Linked DNA regions of Homo sapiens: region 2 is linked to region 1. Evidence: read pairs that join two places in POLR2A ChIA-PET (ENCODE). Cell type or tissue: GM12878. All regions are shown on one strand. Each heading gives the region's core, and the rest is flanking DNA. Links, peaks and the distances in the headings are about the cores only. Region 1 overlaps LOC100506472 (a long non-coding RNA gene). Region 2 overlaps SYNGR1 (synaptogyrin 1).

What was found. ChIA-PET counts read pairs that join two places held together with the same protein. Peaks named below come from ENCODE experiments on the same cell type or tissue, not always from the same donor. Only the 100,000 strongest peaks of a DNase experiment are listed, where the experiment ranks them.
Region 2: POLR2A ChIA-PET joins it to region 1 with 10 read pairs; 4 of 35 experiments call an interaction of 5 or more read pairs at or near these places.

What each region holds. Positions count from the first base shown.
Region 1 is chr22:39,436,060-39,448,626 of GRCh38, forward strand. LOC100506472 (a long non-coding RNA gene) reads left to right here. Exons shown (of 4, transcript NR_040535.1): 4 at 1-1,069. It also overlaps a transcript of TAB1 not described here. Among named protein-coding and RNA genes, the nearest start is that of MGAT3, 15 kb to the right of the region's middle. RefSeq lists enhancers at 10,906-10,955, 11,186-11,375, 12,101-12,567 and a silencer at 11,600-11,791. In GM12878, for the core only: no CTCF peak of the experiment used is centred there; DNase peaks (open chromatin) are centred at 6,337 and 6,929; H3K27ac peaks cover 841 bases.
Region 2 is chr22:39,352,299-39,363,023 of GRCh38, forward strand. All of the region lies in intron 1 of SYNGR1 (synaptogyrin 1), which reads left to right. Among named protein-coding and RNA genes, the nearest start is that of SYNGR1, 7.7 kb to the left of the region's middle. RefSeq lists enhancers at 5,093-5,621, 7,537-8,335, 9,564-10,150, 10,151-10,725. In GM12878, for the core only: no CTCF peak of the experiment used is centred there; no DNase peak of the experiment used is centred there.

The sequences.
Region 1 (12,567 bases), core at 4,164-9,163:
GGCAGGTGGATCACCTGAGGTCAGGAGTTTGAGACCAGCCTGGCCAACATGGTAAAATCCCATCTCTACTAAAAATACAAAAAAGTAGCCAGGCGTTGTGGTGCATGCCTGTAGTCCCAGCTACTCAGGAGGCTGAGGCAGGAGAATCACTTGCACCCTGGAGGCGGAGGTTGCAGTGAGTGGAGATTGTGCCACTATACTCCAGCCTGGGCAACAGAGCGAGACTCCGTCTCAAAAAAAAGAAAAAAAAAAAGGAGTTCTAACTACGTTCCAGGTATGTAGCTGACGTGTAATATCTCATTTAACCTGGCAAAGAGTTGGTATCCGTGGCCTCAGAGAGGTTTAGAAAGTTGCCCAAGATCACACAGGAGCAAAGATTTAAACTCTGGACTTTTCTTCATGTGTCATGAAGTTTCCTCCTGATTTTCAGAGACCCTTCCAGGCCTGCAAGCGATTTGACAGCCATCCCTCAGTGCCAACTAAACCTCCTGGGCAGCCTGACCCCAGGGTAGGAAGGAAGCGCCTACACCAAGGGGCCCTCTGGGAGCTGAGATCATCCTGGGGTTTTGTCGCCTGGTCTGACTTGTGCACTGGGATCTTCTCGTGCCAGGCCAGGCCCCGCCCCCTCCCCGGGACTGGGCAGACCCCCTCCCTCATGCATCTGTGTCCACTGAGGCTTCCCTCACCTAGAATGGCCCATCCTTCAGGACCCAGCTCACTCTCATCTTCTTTCCAGGGACTTATCCCCCAAGGCTGTCCTCTGTTCTGGTGAGCTCAGGGCTCTTGGAACTTGGTCTGCAGTGACTCTGGGGTTCCTGGTTAGGACCCATGTTCTCTAGGTCCCAGCACCCTGCACGGGGCAGTGTTTGTGACACTGGGCCCAGCTATTCTGAGAGAAGGACTCCAACCTTCCATCAGGTGTGGCCCGAGATGTGGGTGGCCCTGGGCATGGGGCATGGATGCATTGTGACTTTCATGGGCCTCTTCTGCAAAAAAAAAATTAAAATTATACTTTATGACTATTGGTAGAAAGATAAATATATTAATACATTAAAATTTCTCTTTGAGTAAAAGTTCATTTTCTTCTGTTTTAAAGGTAAAATATTTCCACAGCCCCCTGAAAGGATGGTGGGCCCAAGGGTTCATGCCTGCTGCACCTCATCAGGAGGGTGGCTGTGAGTCGGGGGGACCAGCGGGGCCTAAATCAGCCTCTTCAGTGCGGTGGCCTGCAGCTAACGTCCCCATCCCAGCCTTCCTGAACTTTCAACCACCCTGGGGCCTCAGACCCAGGAATAAGATTCGAGAACCGGTAGGGGGAGCTGAGGTGGGAGAATCGCTTGAGCCTGGGAGGCGGAGCTGCAGTGAGCCGAGATCGTGCCACTGCACTCCAGCCTGGGTGACAGAGTGAGACCCTGTCTCCAAAAATCCAAGAAACTTTCAAGAACAGGTGGAAAGAAATCCGGAGATGACAGAGAGGGATGTCCCCTCCCACTCTGCTCCTTTCCTCCGAGCCTTTGCCATGGCTGTGTTGGCTTCCTGGTGTGCCCTCCCTTTACCTCTAGCCAGCAACAAAGCCTGCCGGGCACCAGGCACCAGGTGTGCCGCCAAGTAGGGGCTGAGGCTGGCAGGGTGGGGAGAGGGGAGGCCGTCAGAAAGTCTCTGTTAATACTCCGGCCCTGCAGGGGCTCAGTCTCTGCGGAAGATAAAACTACACCTGGAAGTCTGGCCAAAACGGCCAGAATGGGCCCTGAGACCCAGGCCAAGGGGAGACCCCTTCTGTCTGATGAGTTCCGGAACCTTCCCAGAGCAGGTGGGCTCTGCACCGGGCCCTGGAATGCTCCTGAGGGGTCTGGGCTTCCTGGGACTGACTGCCAGGCTCCTCCTGTGCTGGCAGCTTTGCTAAAGATGACGGGCTAAACACATTCGTCCACTTTCCCTCCCTTCTCAAACCCCCTTAAAACAACAGGGAGGGATTTCTCCCTCCCTCTGCTCCCGCCATCCATCCCTCCCTCCCTTCCTTCTTCGTTCCCTCCATTCCTCCTTCCCCCTTCCCTCCCTCCTCACTCCCTCCCTTCCTCCCTTCCCCCTTCCCTCCCTTCCTTCCTCCTTCCCTCCATCCCTTCCTCCTTTCCTCCCTCCCTTCCCACTCCCTCCTTCCTTCCCTTCTCCCTCCCTCCCTTCCTCCTTCCTTCCCTCCCTTCTCCCTCCCTCCCTCCCTTCTTTCCTCCTTCTTTCCCTCCCTCCTTCCCTCCCTCTCCCCTCCTCCCTCCCTCCCTTCCTTCCTTCCAGGTATAAACCCACAAGGTTGTAGCAATCAGGAGACAACATCCACACAGGTTTTGAAGCTGAAAAGTCGATGTAGAGTGGCAACTGACTTAAGGGACACAGAAGTTACATCCCAGGTGTGTGATGGCAGCTGAATACCAGTGTGGTTTACCCTGAAGAACCACCGAAAGCTCAGCGTGAGCCAGCAGTCCCAGGTGGGGGCAAAATGAGGCGCAGTCAGGTCCCCCGGTCTCCCACCCAGAATGGCCAGGCAGTCCCGTCCTCCGCTCACCAGAGTCCACCCAGAGATAGCGGCACTGCCACAGCACTGGAAGCAGAGCAGTCGGGTGCTTCTGGGCACTGGGACCCCATTTGCCCTGCCCAGCTCCCAGCACACAGCCCAGTCTTCACCCTCCAGCAGGACACTGAGGCTCCTCGCTGGAGAATCTGACGCACAACAAAGTCCTGAAAATACTGACATGGGGGGTCCCTAACAAGTACCCCCCACCTCCCTTCAGTGAAATCAAGAGTCTGTGTATCTAGAACTTACTTTCTTTTTTTTTGTTTTTGTTTTTGAGATTGGGTCTCGCTCTGTTGCCCAGGCTAGAGCGTAGTGATTCAATCTTGGCTCACTGCAACCTCCGCCTCCCAGATTCAAGTGATTCTCCTGCCTCAGCCTCCCGAGTAGCTGGGATTACAGCCACCACCACACCCAGCTAATTTTTGTATTTTACTAGAGACGAGGTTTCACCATGTTGGCCAGACTGGTCTTGAACTCCTGACCTCAATTGATCCACCCGCCTTGGCCTCCCAACCCACCTCAGCTTCCCAAAGTGCTGGGATTACAAGCATGAGCCACCATGCCCAGCTGTATCTAGAACTTTTGATAAGCAAAGTGAATGTTAAAAGATAGAAGGAACCAGCCATTACCATATGAGCCAGCAATTCCACTCCCAGGAAACACAAACATACAGAAACAGTACGGAAGTGTTCACGGCAGCATTACTCATCATAGCCGAATGTCACAAGCAACCTAGATATCCATCCGAAGAGGAGAAGCAGACTGTGCTGCCTCCACGCCACGGAATAGTATTCAGCCGTGAAAAGGAATGACACTGACAGGCCACCACAAGGAAGAGCCTCAAAATCACTGTGCTAATGAGAGAAGCTGGTCACAAGAGGTCACATGTATGATTCCTCCTACAGATGCCGGTGATAGGCAAATCCATAGAGACAGAAAGCAGGGCTGGGGGAAGGAGGAAACTGCAGAGACTGGTAACAGAGCCAGCGTGTTTTTCTGGGGTGAGGTGTTGGTGAATGCATTGAGTGCCACTGACCTGCAGTTTTCAAGCGGTTAATTGTATGCTATGTGAATTTCACCCCAGTGAAATTGAGGAACCAGCCCAAGGCTTCCTCTGCTTGGAAGGAAGAACTCTAGGTGGCTCCTCTGGACTCACAAAGCACCTGAATTGGTCCTCTAGGATGAAGAGTCCAGAGAGAGAGTGTGAGCCTCACGTGCCGTTGTATTATTTCATTTCATTCCACCTTATTTTATTTTATTTTTAAGACAGAGTCTCACTCTGTCACCCAGGCTGGAGTGCAGTGGTGTGATCACTACTCACTGCAGCCTCCACCTCCTAGACTAAAACGATCCTCCCACTGCAGCCTCCCAAATAGCTGGGACCACAGGCATGCAGCACCACACCCGGCTAATTTTTTGTATTTTTCAGTACAGTCGGGGTGTTGCCATGTTCCGCCTGCCTCCCAAAGTGCTGGGATTACAGGCATGAGCCACTGCTCCTGGCCCATGTGCCATTTTATTTATTTATTTACTTAGAGATGGAATTTCGCTCTTGTTGCCCAGGCTGGAGTGCAATGGCATGATCTCGGCTCACTGCAACCTCCGCCTCCCAGGTTCAAGCGATTCTCCTGCCTCAGTCTCCCTAGTAGCTGGGATTACAGGTGCCCGCCACCACGCCCAGCTAATTTTTTGTATTTTTAGTAGAGACGGGGTTTCACTATCGTGGCCAGGTTGGTCTCCAACTCCTGACCTCAGGCGATCCACCCACCTCAGCCTCCCAAAGTGCTGGGATTACAGGCATGAGCCACTGCTCCTGGCCCATATGCCATTTTAGATGTTCTAATAATCACATTTGAAAAAGTAAAAAGGGGCAGGTGGATCGCTTGAGTCCAGGAGTTTGAGACCAGCCTGAGCAACATGGTGAAACTTCGTCTCTACTGAAAAATACACAAAAATTAGCCAGAGGTGGTGGCACACATCTGTGGTCCCAGCTACTCAGGAGGCTGAGGTGGGAGGATCATCTGAGCCTGGGAAGTCGAGGCTGCAGTGGGCCATGATCATGCCACTGCACTCCAGCCTGAGCGACGGGGGTAAAACCTTTTCTCAAAATCCAGCTGTATTTTACCCGTACAGAATAATTCTGTGCAGGCCAGCATGATCTGGGCTTCATGGCTATGGCTCGAGGTCACACCAATGGATGGTCCAGTTCTAGACTGTTTCAGACTGGAGGCTCTGTATACTCTGAAGAGGATGAGAGTTTTAAATTATAGTGCATTTTAAGTCTATGAATTAAAAACAAATAGGCAGCTGGGTGTGGTGGCTCACACCTGTAATCCCAGCACTGGGAGGCTGAGGTTGGTGGATCACCTGACGTCGGGAATTTGAGACCAGCCTGGCCAACAGGGTGAAACCCCATCTCTACTTAAAATACAAAAAAATTACTCAAAAAAAAAAAATTAGCTGGGTGTGATGGTGGGTGTCTGTAATCCCAGCTACCTGGGAGGCTGAGGCAGGAGAATTCGCTTGAACCCGGGAGGCAGAGGTTGCTGTGAGCCGAGGTCATGCCATTGCACTCCAGCCTGAGCAACAAGAGCAAGATTCCATCTCAAAAAACAAACAAACAAAAAAACCCAAATAGGCTATAATCCTCTTTAGGATCATCTGAATAACCACCTTAAAAATTAGTCTTGAGCAACCATAAAAAAGAATGAGATCACGTCATTTGCAGGGACATGGATGCAGCTGGAGGCCGTTCTCCTTAGCAAACTAACACAGGAATAGAAAACCAAATACTGCATGTTCTCATAAATGGAAGCTAAATGATGAGGACACACAAACACACAGAGGGGAACAACACACTGGGACCTTTCAGAAGGTGGAGGGTGGGAGGAAGGAGAGGATCAGGAAAAATAACTAATGGGTACTAGGCTGAGTGATGAATTAATCTTCACAACAAACCCCGATGACACACACTGACCTATGTAACAAACCTGCACATGTACCCATCAACTTAAAAGTTTAAGCTGGGCTCAGTGCCTCACAACTATAATCCCAGCATTTTGGGAGGCTGAGGCGGGTAGATTGCTTGAATCCAGGAGTTTGAGACCAGCTTGGCTCAGATGGCAAAACCCCATCTCAGGCCAGGCGCATGGCTCACGCCTGTAATCCCAGCACTTTGGGAGGCCGAAGTGGGCAGATCACGAGGTCAGGAGTTCAAGACCAGCCTAGGCAACATAGTGAAACCCCGTTTCTACTAAAAATACAAAAATTAGCCGGGCGTGGTGGTGGGTGCCTGTAGGCCCAGCTACTCGAGAGGCTGAGACAGGAGAATCACCTAAACCCAGGAGGCGGAGGTTGCAGTGAGCCGAAATCATGCCACTGCACTCCAGCCTGGGCAACAGAGCGAGACTCCATCTCAAAAAAAAAAAAAAAAAAAAGTGGGGGCGAGGCTGGGCACAGTGGCTCACGCCTGTAATCCCAGCACTTTGGGAGGCCAAGGCGGGCGGATCACCTGAGGTCAGGAGTTCGAAACCAGCCTGGCCAACATGGTGAAACCCCATCTCTACTGAAAAAAACAAAAAACAAAAATACAAAAATTAGCCGGGTATGGGTGTGCGCCTGAAATCCCGGCTACTTGGGGGGCTGAGGCAGAAGAATCACTTGAACCCGGCAGGTGGAGGTTTCAGTGAGCTGAAATTGTGCCACTGCACTCCAGCCTGGGCGACAGAGCGAGACTCTGTCTAAAAAATCCCCCAAAAAACCGTCTCTACCCAAAACACAAAAAAATTAGCCATGTGTGGTGGCACGTGCCTATGGTCCTAGCTACTCTGGAGGCTGAGGTGGGAGGATCACTTGAGCCCAGGAGGTGGAGATTTCAGTGAGCCAAGATCATGCCACTGCACTCCAGCCTGCGGAACAGAGCGAGACCCTGTCTCAAAAAAAAAAAAAAAAAAAAAAAAGATTAAACATTAGTTCTGAATTAAACATTGAATTACCATACGACTCAGTAATTCCACTTCTGTGTATACACCCAGAAGAACTGAAAGCAAAGTCTCAGATGCTCGTGTGGCAATGTTGGTAGCAATATTGTATACATCAGCCAAAAGGTGGAGGCAACTCATCAATGGATGAGATGTCCATGGATAAACAAAATGCGTTCTATCCATACAATGAAATATTATTCAGCCTTAAAAAAAAAAGAAATTCTGACACATGCTACAATGTAGATGAATCTTAAGCACATTATGCTAAGTAAAATGAGGCAGTCACAAAAGGACAAATACTATACGGTCTCACTCAGACGAGGCACTTATGGTAGTCAAATTCAGAGACAGAAAGTAGAATGGGATTGACAGATGCTGGGGGGCAGGGGAATGGGGAGTTAATATTTAATGGGTGCAGAGTTTCAGTTTTGCAAGATGAAAATCCTGCTGGGCCAGGCTGGCTTGGTGGCTCACGCCTGTAATCCCAGTGCTTTGGAAAGCCAAGGTGAGTGGATCACCTGAGGTCAGGAGTTCCAGACCAGTCTGGCCAACATGGCAAAACCCTGTCTCTACTAAAAATACAAAAATTAGTCGGGCATGGTGGCTTACACCTGTAATCTGAGCTACTCAGGTGGCTGAGGCACAAGAATCGTTTGAACCCGGGAGGCAGAGGTTGCAGCGAGCCGAGATCATGCCACTGCACTCCACCCTGGGCGACAGAGCGAGACTCTGTCTCAAAAAAAAAGCATTCTGGAGATGGACGGTGGTGATGGTACCATACAAGGTGAATGTACCTAATGCCACCACACTGTGTGCTAAAAACTGGTTAAAGTGGTAAATTTTGTGTTACGTAGATTTTACCACATTTTTCTTTTTTAAAGTTTGGCTACCCAGTGGATTTGTGCTGACCAGGGCATTGAGACTTCATAGTCACTGGAGCTAATGAGAAAAGATGCGGGGAGACTTTGGCCAGGTGTCGTCCAGGCACTGCCTCAGCCAGGCCTCCCAGGCTGGGTAGGCGTGAACAGAGGATCCTGCAGGGAGGAGCAAGGCCTTGCTTGGCCTCCACACTGGTCAAAGCCACCCGGCCCCAGAGAATCAGCCCCTCATTGGGCACCTCGATTGCTGACTGCCCTGTCTGTGGTGAGAGCCAGCAAGATTTCTTCCTGTTGTTAATTTGATTTTTTATTGGCTCTATGTTTTTTTATATTCATTTTGCAAATTTGCTTTGGTTTGGTTTTGTTTTTTGAAACAGAGTCTCACTCTGTTGCCCTGGCTGGAGTGCAGTGGCACGATTCAGGCTCACTGCAACCTTTGTCTCCTAGGTTCAAGCGATTCTCATGCCCCAGCCTCCTGAGTACCTGGGATTACAGGCGCCCGCCACCAAGGCAGGCTAATTTTTGTATTTTTTAGTAGAGACAAGGTTTCGCCTTGTTAGCCAGGCTGATCTGGAACTCCTGGCCTCAAGTGATCCTCCCGCCTTGGCCTCCCAAAGTGCTGGGATCACAGGCATGAGCCACCGTTCCCAGCATTGCTTTGTTTTTAATGTTGGAGGCAAACATAAACACAAGAGCTTTACACCTAGCTCGGTGTCTGCGCATATTTAAGAAACACTGTGATAAAAATGACTGACGACAACCCCAGAATCCATGAGAATTTTTTTCTTTCTAAGAGCATTAGGATTTGAGTCATGCCATGGTTTGGCTTCTGAATCTGTCTCCCTTGGAGCAGGGTCATCTCTGTGTCTCCGTGGGGACATAGGGCCAGTCTTGAAATTGTTTCCTGAGTGAGTAATGAAGTGAGTGAATGAATGAATGAAGAGCTAGCAGAAGGAGAAATCACTGGGGGGCAGGGTGCAGAAGCAGCAGGAGAATCAGGGAAGTCTTCCAGGAAGAGGCCCAGGCATCCTGGGCCCAGAAGTGGGATCAAGAGTTTGAGGAATAGGAGATGGGGTGGGGATGGGCGTATCTCAGGGTGAGGCACGAGTCCGGGCCTGAAGGGTGCTGAGGGCCTCTGCCTAGTGATGTCACGCCTGGAACCCAGCCTCTGAGCCCAGCTGTCGGGGCGGGCAGTCTAGGGGCAGCCTTCCCCATCAGACCTCTGGGAGTCAGCCCCACAACTCCCTCCCCATGCCACATCCCAGACAACACCTGGTCCTGCAGGTCTCATCTCCTCTTTCCAGCCTCCCATCTCCACCCCAGCCACCATTACCTCCCCTGTTTCCCAGCGCCTCTGCCAGCTCTCCCCACTGCCAGTCTGGCCCCATCTGATCCATCTCAGACCAGCGACATCCAATCATTCCTCCAGCGAATATGCATCGAGCACTTAGTGTGCGCTCAGCTCTGATTGGGAACCAAAGAAAGGCCCTGCCCAGTGGAGAGACAGACAACAAACAAGGAAACCTAAGCGCGTCCTCTGACAGCCAGCAGCAACACGCGCCAGGGGGATAACAGGAGGAATCTGAGAAGGGATCCACGGGGCGCCTTCTCTGTGCCTTCAGGGCCATGGCTCCAGACCCTCTAGCCTTGTCAGGACTGCTGTGAGCTGTGAGTCTGGTCCTAGCCTGGCCAGCCTGGACCAGGCCACCAGCTCCACATGGCCATCACATTGCATGGCAGCACAGTGTGATCTTGGACGAGTCACTTTCCAGTTCTGAGCATCAGCTTGTCCACCTGTAGGATGAGCTTGGTGGCAAGAACACTGCAGGAATCACCAGGGCCCTGAATCCTCCTAGGAGCTGGAGGGTTGGCCCTGTGAGGAAGGAGTGACTTTCATCCCGACCTGATTTAGAAACAGTCTCTCTCCTGCCAGCTGCAGTCAGTGGGGGCTACGTCATACCCCTCATGAGACGGTGGAAGGCTCAAAAGTGATGTGGTTCATGCTGAGACATGGCCACAGTAAGTGTCCCCACAGCAGCAGCCCTTGTTAGAATCCTGCTGCTCCGTTCCCTGGAGACTTTGTCCAGCCGGGGAGGGTCTGCCTGGATTCAGCCGTCTCCAAGCCTCTAATAGTAGTGAAAACGGCTGGTGTTTCTCCGACACAGCCCCTGGGCCAGTGTCACAAGCACCACTCACAAGGCTCGCTCATCCTGCACCATCACTCCAGACCATGCTGGTGCTTTTACTGTCCCTCTTTGGGGGGATCCAAATCTAGGAAAGGCGATGTAACTCACCCAGACCTCCGGTGGGAGCAGGCCTTGTGCCTGGTCCGCCTGCCATGTCACTGTCTCTGCGGTGTTGGCTGGGGCGGCCCCCTGGCCTCCCTCCCAGGCCCAACGCCTGGCAGGGGTGGCTGGAACAGCTGGGGGAGGCGGCCCCTCTCTTCCCTGTGTGGTCCAGGGCCGCTCTCCCCCTGGATTTCCCTCCATAGCTGCTGACCTCCAAGCTGGAGGAAAAGGACATTGCAAGGCCACTTGAGGCCTAGCCTGGACATTTCCTCATCCTAGTGGGCAAAGCAAGTCACAGGCCTGCCCAGGTTGCAGGGAGGGGAAAATGGTGGACATGCTGCCAGGGCCGGGGAGGGAGGGGACCCTGCAGCCATCTTGGCAGACATCTCCCACCCAAGGACCCCAAGCCTCAGAGCCGTCCTTAACTGCTGGCAGCCTCCAGTGGGGCAGGGCAGCAGAGTGTATGGTGATCCCCATGCTTGCAGAAGAGGCCCAGGAGGCTCGAGGCCCAGCTGGGGGTGAGTAGAGGAGGATAAGCGGGCTCTGGACAGGCCCCAGCGTAACCAAAGGCCATTTCCTCCAGAGGCCCCGGCTCTGTCCCCGTCCCTGAGGGTGTTTTCCCGGGAATGAGCTGGGCCTGCTCCTCCTGCAGGTGATAACACTTGGCCCTGCCTGGGGTTTCCGAAAGGCGGAGGGCGCCACACAGCAGCCGCTCCCTGGCCCCGCCTCGGCCTCACAGACTCTGGAGTGCAGCAAATGTCCCCAGACAGTGATGTTCACTGAGGGTAGCAGGGGGGAAACCAGGGTGGATCTTTCCTCTCCTCCAACCCCTAGAGGCCTCGTGAACCTTTCAGTGGCCTCCCAGCACAGGTGCTGCCACTCATTAGCTGCCTGATCTTGGGAAAGTTAACTTCACTGCTTCATGCCTGTTTCCTTATCTGAAAAATGGGGAGAAAGGAAGGGCAGACACGATTGCTCTGTGCCAGGCCCCGTTCTAAGCACTTTGCATCTAGCAACTCATGCAAGCCTCCCAACAGCCCTGTCAGGCGGGGTCTGTTATGACATTCCTCACTTTACAGATGAGGAAATGAAGGCACAGAGAGGGCAAACAAGTTGCCTGAGGTCACACAGTGAGTCAGTGAATCTCGGAGTTGGGCCCAGGTAGCCCAGGTCTGTCTTGTTAGCTGCCATGCCCAACATCACGGCCTGGCGTGACAATGCAGGATGATGCCAGCCCGTGGTCAGTGATGTGGGTTTGCTTCTGTGGTTATCATCCCCGTGCTCTTTCCGGAGCCCGAACTGCACCTGCTCCGCTAGTGCCTGTGCTCCGCCTCCTATTCCTTCCCTTTTCTATACCATAGTGTGGCTGAGGTTGTTTTAAACCTGAATTTGTTTGAGCCCCTGAGCTTTCTAGTTGCAGTTCATTGCACTTCGCAGAGCAACTGGCAGGAAGTGTGTGTGGTGGCCAGAGCTCTCGCCGCAGATGCAGGCCGTGTTAACGGAGCGCAGGGCAGCCAAGGCAGGTGAGAGACCCTTTGTGTGCATCTATGCAAGTCAGGACATGTCGGGGGAGGGCAAATGGAGAGTAACTGGGATGGAAAGGTCTGGAAACCATGTCATAGGAGGAGGCGCTAAAGAACCTGGGAGGAGGCCGGGCGCGGTGGCTCACACCTGTAATCCCAGCACTTTGGGAGGCCAAGGCAGGCAGATAACGAGGTCAGGAGTTCAAGACCAGCCTGACCAATATGGTGAAACCCTGTCTCTACTAAAAATACAAAAAAAATTAGCTGGGTGTGGAGGCACATGCCTGTAGTCCCAGCTACTTGGGAGGCTGAGGAAGGAGAATCACTTGAATCCGAGAGGCAGAGGTTGCAGTGAGCCAAGTTCGAGCCACCACACTCCGGCCTAGGTGACAGAGTGAGACTCCGTCTCAAAAAAAAAAAAAAAAAAAAAAAAACCTGGGAGGAGAAGTGGTGGAGGGACCCTTGCCAAATGTCTGGAGGACCGCCGTGCCAATGAAGAAGCTGGCTTGCTCTGCCCAGTTCCAGGCAGCGGGTTCTAGGGTATCTAACAGCCAAAGTGGTCACATAATAGAGTGAGAGAGTGAGCGCCACATCACAGGACGTGTGTAAGCAGTGGCATGAGACTGGGGCCACAGGAGATGACCTTGAAGCCCCTCTCCTCACCCAGGTCACAGGTGTGAGGCCCAGTGGAACCATATTTGGCCAGTTCCCCAGCCTCAGAGCATGCTTGAGCTAAAGGTCAGTGGCTAAGCCTCCTACCGCCAGCAGGAGACCCTGTGGCCGATCCCAGATTTCCTGAGTGAATTTCTCTCTTCTTCCAGTTCTACTCGCTGGCCCAGGTCCAGCTGGACAGCCTGGACCCCTGAACAGGGCTTCCAGCAGCACCCTGGTTTATTTAAGTTTCAGGCCATCAAAAGGACCAGAGTAACCGCTGGCCCCTAGCTGGCCACCTGGGGTCTGTGGTTTTCGGGTTCCGACAATCACAAATAGACTGGATGTTCCCAAGGTCGCCTCCCAGGCCCAGCCCCTGCCCACCTTCCTGTGGCTTTGTGGCTGCCGAGTGATGACTCGGCCCAGGGGCCGTGAGGACAGAGGCTGAAACTCCCTGACAGGCCTGGGGACCTGAAGTTGCTGTAGGATGGACAGGCCAAGAGTCAGTGTGGCTGGGCCCACGCCCCCACCTCTGAGTTTCAAGGCCCCTTCACCAAGGCAGGTGCTGGGTGTGGAGGAGAGGAGGAGGGTGTGCTGGAGTCAGGAGAGGGGCTCTGCGTGGCCTGACACCACCCCTGTCTGGGCCTCGTGGTTCCCAGCCCTGCCTTCCCTTCGGTG
Region 2 (10,725 bases), core at 93-5,092, 88 kb before region 1:
AGGTGTCTGATACAGGCTGATTGACACCTTTAAAAGTAGCTTTTTTTCCTGATCAGAGTAATACCTGCCAATTATTGGAAAGTATAAAAATCACATGTGATGGTTGCACGGTAGGAATGTACTTAACACCACTGAAATGGTGAAGATGGTAAATTGTATGTTACGTGTGTTTTACCACAACAGAAAAAGTTTGGTGGGGGGTGGTAATCATGTGATACCACCACTTAGGGAGGGCTGCAGTGAATAGGGTGCTGTCTCCTTCTGGTCTTTTCGAAACTGTGTGGCGTGCTGAGCCATTTAAACACATCAGGAGCTGCGGGGGATGCAGCTGGCGCCTGCTCTTGGCCCTCACACCACAGGGCAGAGCAAGTGAAGCTGAGCTCCAGGACCAGGGTGACCCGTTTATCCTGGTGTGCTGGAACTTCCTGCCTTTAGCATTCTGAGAGGCCCTTAGTCCAGACAAACAGGGACAATTTGTCACCCTGTCCAGGACTCCTGGACAACCCAGACCCCTACCACAGCCCTGGAGGGGCCCTAACAGCATGTGCACATGAACCTGTGATTGTTTTTTTTCTTTTTTTGAGATGGAGTCTTGCTCTGTTGCCCAGGCTGGAGTACAATGGTGCCATCTCGGCTCATTGCAACCTCCGCCTCCCAGGTTCAAGCAACTCTACTGCCTCGGCCTCCCAAGTAGCTGGGACTACAGGCACACACCACCACGCCCAGCTAATTTTTGTATTTTTAGTAGAGATGGGGTTTCACCATGTTAGCCAGGCTGGTCTCGAACTCCTGACCTCAGGTGATCCACCTGCCTTGGCCTCCCAACGTGCTGGGATTACAGGCGTGAGCCACCGCACCCGGCCTGGACCTGGGATTTTTGTAAAATTTGTAAAAGAAAGATTTTTTTTTCTGTTGCTTTTCCAAAAGAGGGCCCCCAAATCATGTAAGCTTCAGGGCCTCACCAACCTGGACCCACCCTGGAACCCAAGCCCTCTGAGCCCCTGGGTCAGCCTGCACAGAAGCAGGGCCTCCAAGACCTGGCTTGTCTCTTTTTTATTTTTTTAGAGACAGGATCTTGCTGTGTTGCCCAGGCTGGTCTCAGACTCCTGGACTCAAGTGATCCTCCCACCTCAGCCTTGTGAGCAGCTGGGACGATGAGGCGAGGCGTGGGCCACTGCATCCGGCATGGCTTGTCTCTTGACTAAGGCTTTCTCACCTCTTGGTGTCATCGCCCCAGTGGCAGATCAGCTGCCACTCCTGGCACCCCCAGGCCACAGCTGTGACCTTCAGTAAGTGTCCCCTCCCCACCCTCTGTGCCTCAGTCTTCCCACCCGAACTGGGCTGGGCTGGGTCAGAAGTGCCTGATCTGTTGCGCGGTGACTGCCGCCTGTCAGTGACTCATTTCTTTGTTCTAAAGCCAGATGGGAAAAAAAGGAGTTACAGCAAGAAGCTAAACTGATTTAATAGAAAGGACCACCTTTTATTTGGAGTTTATATTCTTTTTTGCAGGGGGCTAAGATGGACTATAGGGAATGAATATCAGTGCTGGCAGATGAGTTTTTTGTTTGTTTGTTTTTTGTTTTTGAGATGGAGTCTCGCTCTGTCTCCAGGCTAGAGTGCAGTGGCGCGATCTTGGCTCACTGCAACCTCTGCCTCCTGGTTTCAAGTGATTCTCCTGCCTCAGCCTCCCAAATAGCTGGGATTACAGGCACCCACCACCATGCCCAGCTACTTTTTAAATTTTTAGTAGAGACGGGGTTTCACCATCTTGGCCAGGCTGGTCTCAAACTCCTGACCTAGTGATCCACCCGCCTCAGCCTCCCAAAGTGCTGGGATTACAGGTGTGAGCCACCGTGCCCAGTCAATGTTTCTTTAATTCTCTACTTTGACAAAATGAAAATGATAAAATGTTTGAAATGTTGCCATTTTCAGGGTTCATTTTTTAAGGGCTTTGGCCATAATACCACATGGTTCTGTAAGTGGGGTGGGTATCTTCCCCCCGTTTTACAAATGACAGAATTAAGGCTCAGCCTGGAGAAGTGACTTGTGCTAGCTCAAGGCCTGGGCTTGTCAGAGACTTGGTTTGAACCCGGACTGCTGGGCTCCACATTCTGTGTACTCCCTGTGGGTTCTCTGCCTGGATATCCATGGCACCAAGGGGTGGCCTGAGGGGGGCAGCTTCATACCCCTGGTTTTATTCACCCCCTCCACTCCACCCCCCATCATCCCAAGTGAACACTGAATAAAAAAGCTGAACTTGGCCAGGTGAGGTGGCTCACGCCTATAATCCCAGCACTTTGGGAGGCCAAGGCGGGTGGATCACTTGAGGTCAGGAGTTCGAGACCATCCTGGCCAACATGGTGAAACCCCATCTCTACTAAAATACAAAAATTAGCTGAGCGTGGTGGCGGTCGCCTGTTATCCCAGCTACTCAGGAGGCTGAGGCAGGAGAATCGCTTGAACCCGGGAGGCGGAGGTTGCAGTTAGCTGAGATCACACCACTGCACTCCAGCCTGGGCAACAAAAGCAAAACTCTGTCTCAAATAAAAAAAAAAAAAAGCTGAACGTTTTTTGTAAACACAGCAGTTTCAAGATAAGACCCCTTGCCTCCCCCAACCAACTTGCCATGTGCCAGCCATGGGGCCACAGGAAAATTCTGGGACCAGCGGTTGTTGGGGAAGAGGGTCCAGGGTAGAGACAGAACCTCTGGCCAGTTCTGATGTTCATTTGTTCATTCCACAAGTCCCCTGCTCAGTGCCAGCTGAGTGCTCAGTGCCACCCCAAGGCACTCTCGCTCCAATAACGAGAACAGGATTGAGTGGGAAGCACTGTCCCAGAGGCTCGGGTCACTACAAGAAGGAATTCCCAAGGGGTGGCCCAGGAGAGGCTTGGATGACAGACTCACAAGCTGGACTTCCTCTGAGGGCAGTGGGAAGCTGGAGAGAGGGTCAAGGGTATTTCGGAAGCTCCTGTGGAAGCTTGGTTTGGAGAGGGCTCTGTGGCTGGAAATGCGTGGTCACGTCCAGCCTGTCCTCTCCCAGTACCGGGCACAGCCCTGTCACCTAGACAGGAAGGTGGGCCCACGGCCCTTGTTTGTTATTTATTGCTGACCACCCTGGAGTCTTTCTCACCTCTTCACCTCCTGTGGCCGGCCGCTCCGCCGCTTCTTCTCTCTCAGGTCTAGGACAGGGTCAGCTGCAAGGAGACCGCTGGGAGGTGATAGATTTCTGCTGTGTTTTGGGCACTTCCTCATGTCCAGGGACAGCCCAGGGGCGGCCTCAAGAGCCTGAGAAAGCCTAGGGCATCAGGAGCAGGGCCATCAGAGCGGGACCTTGGAAAACCCCTACCTCTTTCAGCCTTGGTTGCCTCATCTGTAACATGGGATTGGAGGGCCTGGGTTTGGGGAGGCCTCGAGAGTTTATAAAAATGCAAATTTTGGCCAGGTGTGGAGGCTCATGCCTGTAAGCCCAACACTTTGGGAGGCAGAGGCAGGTGGATCACCTGAGGTCAGGAGTTCGAGACCAGCCTGGCCAACATAGCGAAACCCTATCTCTACTAAAATTACAAAAAATTAGCCAGGCGTGGTGGCACGCGTCTGTAGTCCCAGCTACTTGGGAGGCTGAGGCATGAGTATCGCTTAAGCCCGAGAGGTGGAGGTTGCAGTGAGCCGAGATTGCGCCATCGCACTCCAGCCTGGGCTAAAAGAGTGAAACTCCATTTCAAAAAAAGAAAAGAAAAAGAAAGAAAGGAAAAGAAAATGCAAGTTATTTTTGTTTGTTTGTTTTTGAGACAGGGTCTCGCTCTGTCACCCAAGTTGGAATGCAGTGGCACGATCTCAGCTCACTGCAGCCTCCACCTTCCAAATTCAAGCGATTCTCCTGCCTCAGACTCCTGAGTAGATGTCCGCCACCACACCCGGCTAATTTTTATATTTTTAGTAGAGACAGGGTTTCATCATGTTGGCCAGGCTGGTCTCAAACTCCTGACCTCAAGTGATCCGCCTGCCCCGGCCTCCCAAAGTGCTGGGATTACAGGTGTGAGCCATCTTGCCTGGCCTGAATGCAAGTTTAAAAGGCCTGCCGTAAGTCTGCTGTGGTGCGTTTTGTTATCCCCTCCTTAGATGAAAAGCTGAGGCCCAGAGAGGTTAACTGGAGTCACTGGGATCGGAACCCATGGCCCCTGCTCCAGGGAGTCCCCAGCCATGTGGGGAGTCCCACATGAGCAGCGTGTGCAAAGCTGTTGGGCGGGCCTGAGCCCCAGGGAGAAAAAACAGAGGCTGGGAGAGGAAGGGAAGAGAGGAGGAGAAGCCAGGAGGAGGAGGGAGGGAGGAAGGGAGAGGCAGATGGCAGGGCTGTTGGAGGGAGCCACACTTGGCACCCAGACCGGAAGAACCAGCTGTCAGGTGGGAGGGGAGGCAGGGTAGGCGCAGAGGAGTGCCTTGGCCTGGAGACCTGAGGCTGCGTTCTGCACCCTCTCTGCCAGTGATTGGCTGTGTGACTGGAGCAAGAGGCCCATGCTCTCCTGGCCTTGGTTTCCCCATCTATCAAATGGGAAAAGGATAGTTGGATTGCTCTGGTGGATCCCGACCTTTCCACCCTTGAAGAACCCCACTCTTGCTCCTAGTGGACTCCAGGTTGGGAACTTTGGATTGGTCAGTCTTTAAAGAAGTGATGTTGGGGCCAGGCGCGATGGCTCACACTTGTAATCCCAGCACTTTGGGAGGCCAAGGTGGTTGACTCACTTGAGGTCAGGAGTTTGAGACCAGCCTGACCAACATGGTGAAACCCTGCCTTTACTAAAAATACACAAATTAGCCGGGTGTGGTGGTGCCTAGGATTATGCTTGTAATCCCAGCTACTCCAGAGGCTGAGGCACGAGAATCGCCTGAACCCAGGAGGCGGAGGTTGCAGTGAGCCAAGATCCCACCACTGCATTCCAGCCAGGCAACAGAGCAAGACTCTGTTTCAAAAAAAAAAAAAGTGATGTTTGGAGCCATCCCCTCATGCTTTGTAGGAGCCTGCAGCAGAGGGGGCACTGGGCCCCAGGTCTATGCATGGGAGTGAGAGGTGACAGCATGCTGTCCTCACAGCCCTCACTTGCTCTCGGCTCCTCCTCTGCCTGGGCTCCTACTTTGGCGGCATTTGAGGAGCCCTTCAGCCCACCACTGCACTGTGGGAGCCCCTTTCTGGGCTGGCCAAGGCTAGAGCCCACTCCCTCAGCTTGCAGGGAGGTGTGGAGGGAGAGGCGCGAGCGGGAACCGGGGCTGCGTGCGGCGCTTGCGGGCCAGCTGGAGTTCCGGGTGGGCGTGGGCTTGGCGGGCCCCGCCCTCGGAGCAGCCGGCCAGCCCTGCTGGCCCCGGACCCGGGCGTGGGCTTGGCGGGCCCCGCCCTCGGAGCAGCCGGCCAGCCCTGCTGGCCCCGGGCAATGAGGGACTTAGCGCCCGGGCCAGCGGCTGCGGAGGGTGTACTGGGTCCCTCAGCAGTGCAAGCCCACCGGCGCTGCGCTCGATTTCTCACTGAGCCTTAGCTGCCTTCCCTCGGGGCAGGGCTCGGGACCTGCAGCCCGCCATGCCTAAGCCTCCCACCCACTCCATGGGCTCCTGTGCGGCCCGAGCCTCCCCGATGAGCACCACCCCCTGCTCCACGGCGCCTAGTCCCATCGACCACCCAAGGGCTGAGGAGTGCGAGCGCACGGCGCGGGAGTGGCAGGCAGCTCCACCTGCAGCCCCGGTGCGGGATCCACTAGGTGAAGCCAGCTGGGCTCCTGAGTCTGGTGGGGACGTGGAGAGTCTTTATGTCTAGCTCAGGGATTGTAAATACACCAATCAGCACCCTGTGTTTAGCTCAAGGTTTGTGAGTGCACCAATCGACACTCTGTATCTAGCTGCTCTGGTGGGGCCTTGGAGAACCTGTGTGTCCAAACTCTGTATCTAACTAATCTGATGGGGACGTGGAGAACCTTTGTATCTAGCTCAGGGATTGTAAACGCACCAATCAGCGCCCTGTCAAAACAGGCCACTCGGCTCTACCAATCAGCAGGATGTGGGTGGGGCCAGATAAGAGAATAAAAGCAGGCTGCCCGAGCTTGCATTGGCAACCTGCTCAGTTCCAAAGCTTTGTTCGTCTGCTCGTTGCGATAAATTTTGCTACTGCTCACTCTTTGGGTCCACACTACTTTTATGAGCTGTAACACTCACCGCGAAGGTCTGCAGCTTCATTCCTGAAGCCAGCGAGACCACGAGCCCACCGGGAGGAACGAACAACTCCAGACGCGCGGCATTAAGAGCTGTAACACTCACCGCGAAGGTCTGTAGCTTCACTCCTGAGCCAGCAAGACCACGAACCCACCAGAAGGATGAAACTCCGGACACATCCGAACATCAGAAGGAACGAACTCCAGACGCACCACCTTAAGAGCTGTAACACTCACCGAGAGGGTCCGCGGCTTCATTCTTGAAGTCAGTGAGACCAAGAACCCACCAATTCCGGACACAAGAGCAGAGCAGACGGCATCAGCTGGAGCCTGGAAGGGCAGTCATGCCCTGTGTTTCTGGGACAAACGTCCCTTCACAGATAGAGTTTTGCTCATCTCCCCGCTGCTGGTGGAGCAGGGGCCAGGTGAAGGGGACCTGGAGAGAGGGGCGGCTGCGTAGCTGGGACAGCCCCAAGCTGTCAAACCCAAGCTGCAATCATGCAGGAGCTTTAACAAGTTGGGGCTCCTCCAGTACCTCACAGTGCAGGGGGCAAGAGTCCCTGAGCCTTCAGCCCCTCCCAGAATGTCCCTGACACCTTTTGTAAATTGCACTGTAACCTGGCCTGCCCCAGACCTTGCTTCCTGCAGCCTGTTCAGTGGGGGCTGCTTTATCCCTCAGACCCTCCCTCTGCTGGGTGTAGAGGTCGACAGGGTCCTTCTGGTTCCTGAGGCCACTTACAGGACATTGTCCCCCAGCTTTGAATCTCACACCAGCACTGGGTCGCCCACTCCCCTTCATGATGAGCCAGCTCGAGGCCACTTTGCCCGTTCTTCAAAGATGCCCCCCCAGGCCGGGCACGGTGGCTCACGCCTGTAATCCTAGCATTTTGGGAGGCCAAGGCAGGCGGATCACAAGGTCAGGAGATCAAGACCATCCTGGCTGAGACAGTGAAACCCCGTCTCTACTAAAAAAAAAAAAAATACAAAAAAATTAGCCGGGTGTGGTGGCGGGGGCCTGTAGTCCCAGCTACCCGGGAGGCTGAGGCAGGAGAATGGCGTGAACCTGGGAGGCGGAGCTTGCAGTAAGCCAAGATCGCGCCACCGCACTCCAGCCTGGGCAACAAAGTGAGACTCTGTCTCAAAAAAAAAAAAAAAAAAAAAAAAAAAAGATGCCCACCCTAGCTTGGTGTCAGTCCTCTCCAGCACTGCTCCTGCTCCAGTCCTGGTCATTGGAGTGTCTATTTCTGTGACCCTTTCCACACCTGGCCTCCTCTTCCCGCATGGTCTTGTCCGCCAGCCTCAGCCAACTGTCACCAGCTGGACCCTAGCTAGGCCTGGCCCTGCCTTCCCAGTAGCCTCTCGCACTCCCTGATCCTCCATCCAGGCGTCTCCTCCAACCCTCCTACCTTTCCATCTCCCTCTCCCTCCCCTGATCCTAGATCCTTGGGCCTGGGGCCTCTGAACCACTGATCTTCCCCTGTGCACTGGCCCTCACCACCCCTTGGTCCCTCCTGTCTCCCTCCGCACCTCCCAGTGGCCACGTGTTGCAGCTCCAGCCCTTCTGCGCATCACACTCGCCTGGCACAGCTCTGGTTAAATTCAGTCCTAGGCATCTTCACACCTGCCCCCCTCATCCTAGACTATCTCCCCTGTTCTGGTGGCCCAGGCCAGCCTGGCTGCAGCCTCGTGAGCCTGTTCCTCTCACCTACTCAAGGACACACGTCCATCAGTTCTCTCTCCCTCTCTCTCCTCCACCCTCAGTTTCGCCCTCTCTACTCTTGGCTCTTCTGCGTCAGCTTGCAAATGTGCGTGATTCCCCATCTCAGGAAGACACTCCCTCATCCATTTCTCTGGTCCTTCAGAAGAGTTGTCACCGTCTCCAGGGTTTCTTCTGCGGTCTCCCACACGCACTCCCCACGGGCTCTCTCGCCCCTCCTCGCCATCTTCTCAGGCTCATTCCTGACCTTCACATTGCCAATCTCATGGCCAACTGTCATTGATGGATCTCTCAGCAGCGTCTGGCAGCCGTGAGGGGTTTATGCATCCTCCCTTGAATCCAAACGGCTGCAGAATGTGGACGCCCTCACCCCGCTCGCCGCAGAATGTGGACACCCTCACCCCGCTCGTCCTCTCTTTAATATACATGCTGAGCACGGGCCGGATGAGGTGCCTGGTCTGTAGGGAGGGCTGACAGTCTAGTGGAGGGAAATGTGGTGGAAACCAGTTAAAATATGGAGGTGAGCACAGACCCCTAGAGAGGGACAGGCAGGTGACACCAGCGTTGAGTCAGCGTTGAGAGGGCAGGAGCCAGCCAGGCAGAGAAGGGGGAAGGAGGAACAGCGAGGGCAAATGCTGAAAGGCCTGGCAGAGCAGAGACGAGGCTGTCGCCCCTGCTGGGGTGTACGCTTGGAGGGCGAGAACTGCATCTGTCATAGCCCCAGGACTAGATTGCTTCCAGGCATCTCCTTAGGGCCCCAACTATGGATGGACGTGGCGGGAACTGCACTGATCGGTCGTCCTTCTAGCCACGGTTCTTCAGGTGTCCCATCTGGCCTTTAGGGCCCTGCTCAAATATCACCTCCCTGTGAAGCCTTCCTGGATTCTCCCAAGCTTGCGCTCCCCTCCCTGCTTCCCTTGGGCTCTGTGGGGATGACTGACAGAGTTCTCAAAACAGGGAGCTTTCCCCTTCTGTGCCTTTCTTCTCTAGAAGGTGAGGCAGGGCCTGGGACCAGATTATTTCCCTGATGACCTGGAATTTGCACAGCAGGAGAGAAACCAAACAACCTCAGGCATGCAGGGACTGGCAGGGCGGGGGCAGGCACTGGGGTGAGGAAAAGCAGACAGAACTGGATGGTTAACCCTGCCCTTTTTTTTTTTTTTTTTTTTGAGACAAAGTCTTACTCTGTCACCTAGGTTGGAGTACAGTAGCACGATCCCAACTCACTGCAACCTCCACAATCGGGGTCAACCGATTCTCCTGCCTCAGCCTCCCAAGTAGCTGAGATTACAGGCATCCACCACCATGCCTGGCTAATTTTTTTTGTATTTTTAGTAGAGATGGGTCTCACCATGTTGGCCAGGCTGGTCTCAAACTCCTGACCTCAAGTCATCCACCCGCCTCTGCCTCCCAAAGTGCCGGGATTACAGCCATGAGCCATCACGCCCGGCCAATCCTGCCCTTCTTATCAACTGAGAGACCTCACAGAACCTCAGTGGCCGCATCTATAAAATGGGTACAACAGCGCCTACCCCAGGAGTCTCGGGGCATGTAAATGAGGTCTAGCCCTGAAGGGCTCTGCAGTGTTTGGTTGGCATTTACACCCCTTTCCAGGTGGTGATGTTGCTCCCCTCTCCCACCTCTTCCCTGCCTCTGAAAGGGCAGAGGTGATAAGACCTGGGGTAAAGAAGGCCCTGGGGGGGTACAGGATTATGGGGATGGTGGTCCAGATACTTCTGCCACTGAGAGTAAGGCCCTGGGCCAGTCAAGTGAGCCCTCTCTGGGTCTTTGTTTCCTCCTTTCTCTCCTTTTTTTTTTTTTGTAGAGACGAGGCCTCACTATGTTCCCCAGGCTGGTCTCAAACTCCTGGGTTCAAGTGATCCTCCTGCCTCGGCCTCCTACATAGCTGGGATTACACCCATGAGCCACCGTGCCCGGCCAATTTCCCCCTTTTTCTTGAGGCTCCAAGGCCCCCTTGAGGTTACTCAGCCAGAGGAGAGGAAGATGGGGCATTCTGGAAAGAGGGAGGGGCCTGCAGATCACCCAGGCCCAGCCTCAGCACCTTGGGGAGGCAGGGGTCTGCTCGCCCAGGCCCTGCCCAGCGGAGTCCACTCCACCCCCACCACCGAGCACTCGGGGCGACAGCTTGCGGAGATTACGCCTAATCCCCAGTGGGTCACTTCCAAGGCTGCACAACCCGGTGTGAGGCGGGGTGGGGGAGGGGCCTGGAGCCTCACCTGCCCCACCCCCACCTTTTCCCCAGAGTGAGACTCTTCAGGAAGACAAGGGGCTGCCCAACACCCATCATGTGTCCATGCGGCTTCAGCCATTTTCCTCACTTGACCCTGGGGGAAGACAAGGCCCTGTTCCTGTGAAGGGGGGCCCTTGGCAGCCTGACTCATTTCTCAAAGTGTGACCGCTCCCTTCTTCCCTCAGCCTTTCCCCAGGAGGCAGGATGGATGCCTGCACCAGGACAAGGGCAGGAAGGCTGGGTTCAGCTTGTGGGGAGAGGGCTCGGCAGCCCCCTTTTCAGGGAGTGAGCTCCCTGTGCACAGGGGTGTGCAAGCGGAGGTGCCAGCCAAGGACGCTCAGGAGGGGATGATTCTCCTTTCTACCCCCCGTGCTGCCTGGCCCTCTCTGACTATCAGACTTGCTGTCTACTCCCCTCAAAGCCTTTCCTGACCCTCTCCCTGGGTCTGGGGGAGAGACGTGCACCCAACAACTGAACCAACAAATAGGAAAGAAGTTATATTGTGATGTTACCAAGAAAATTAATTGAGGCACTGGAGAATACCTTAGATCTGGAGTCTGGTCTG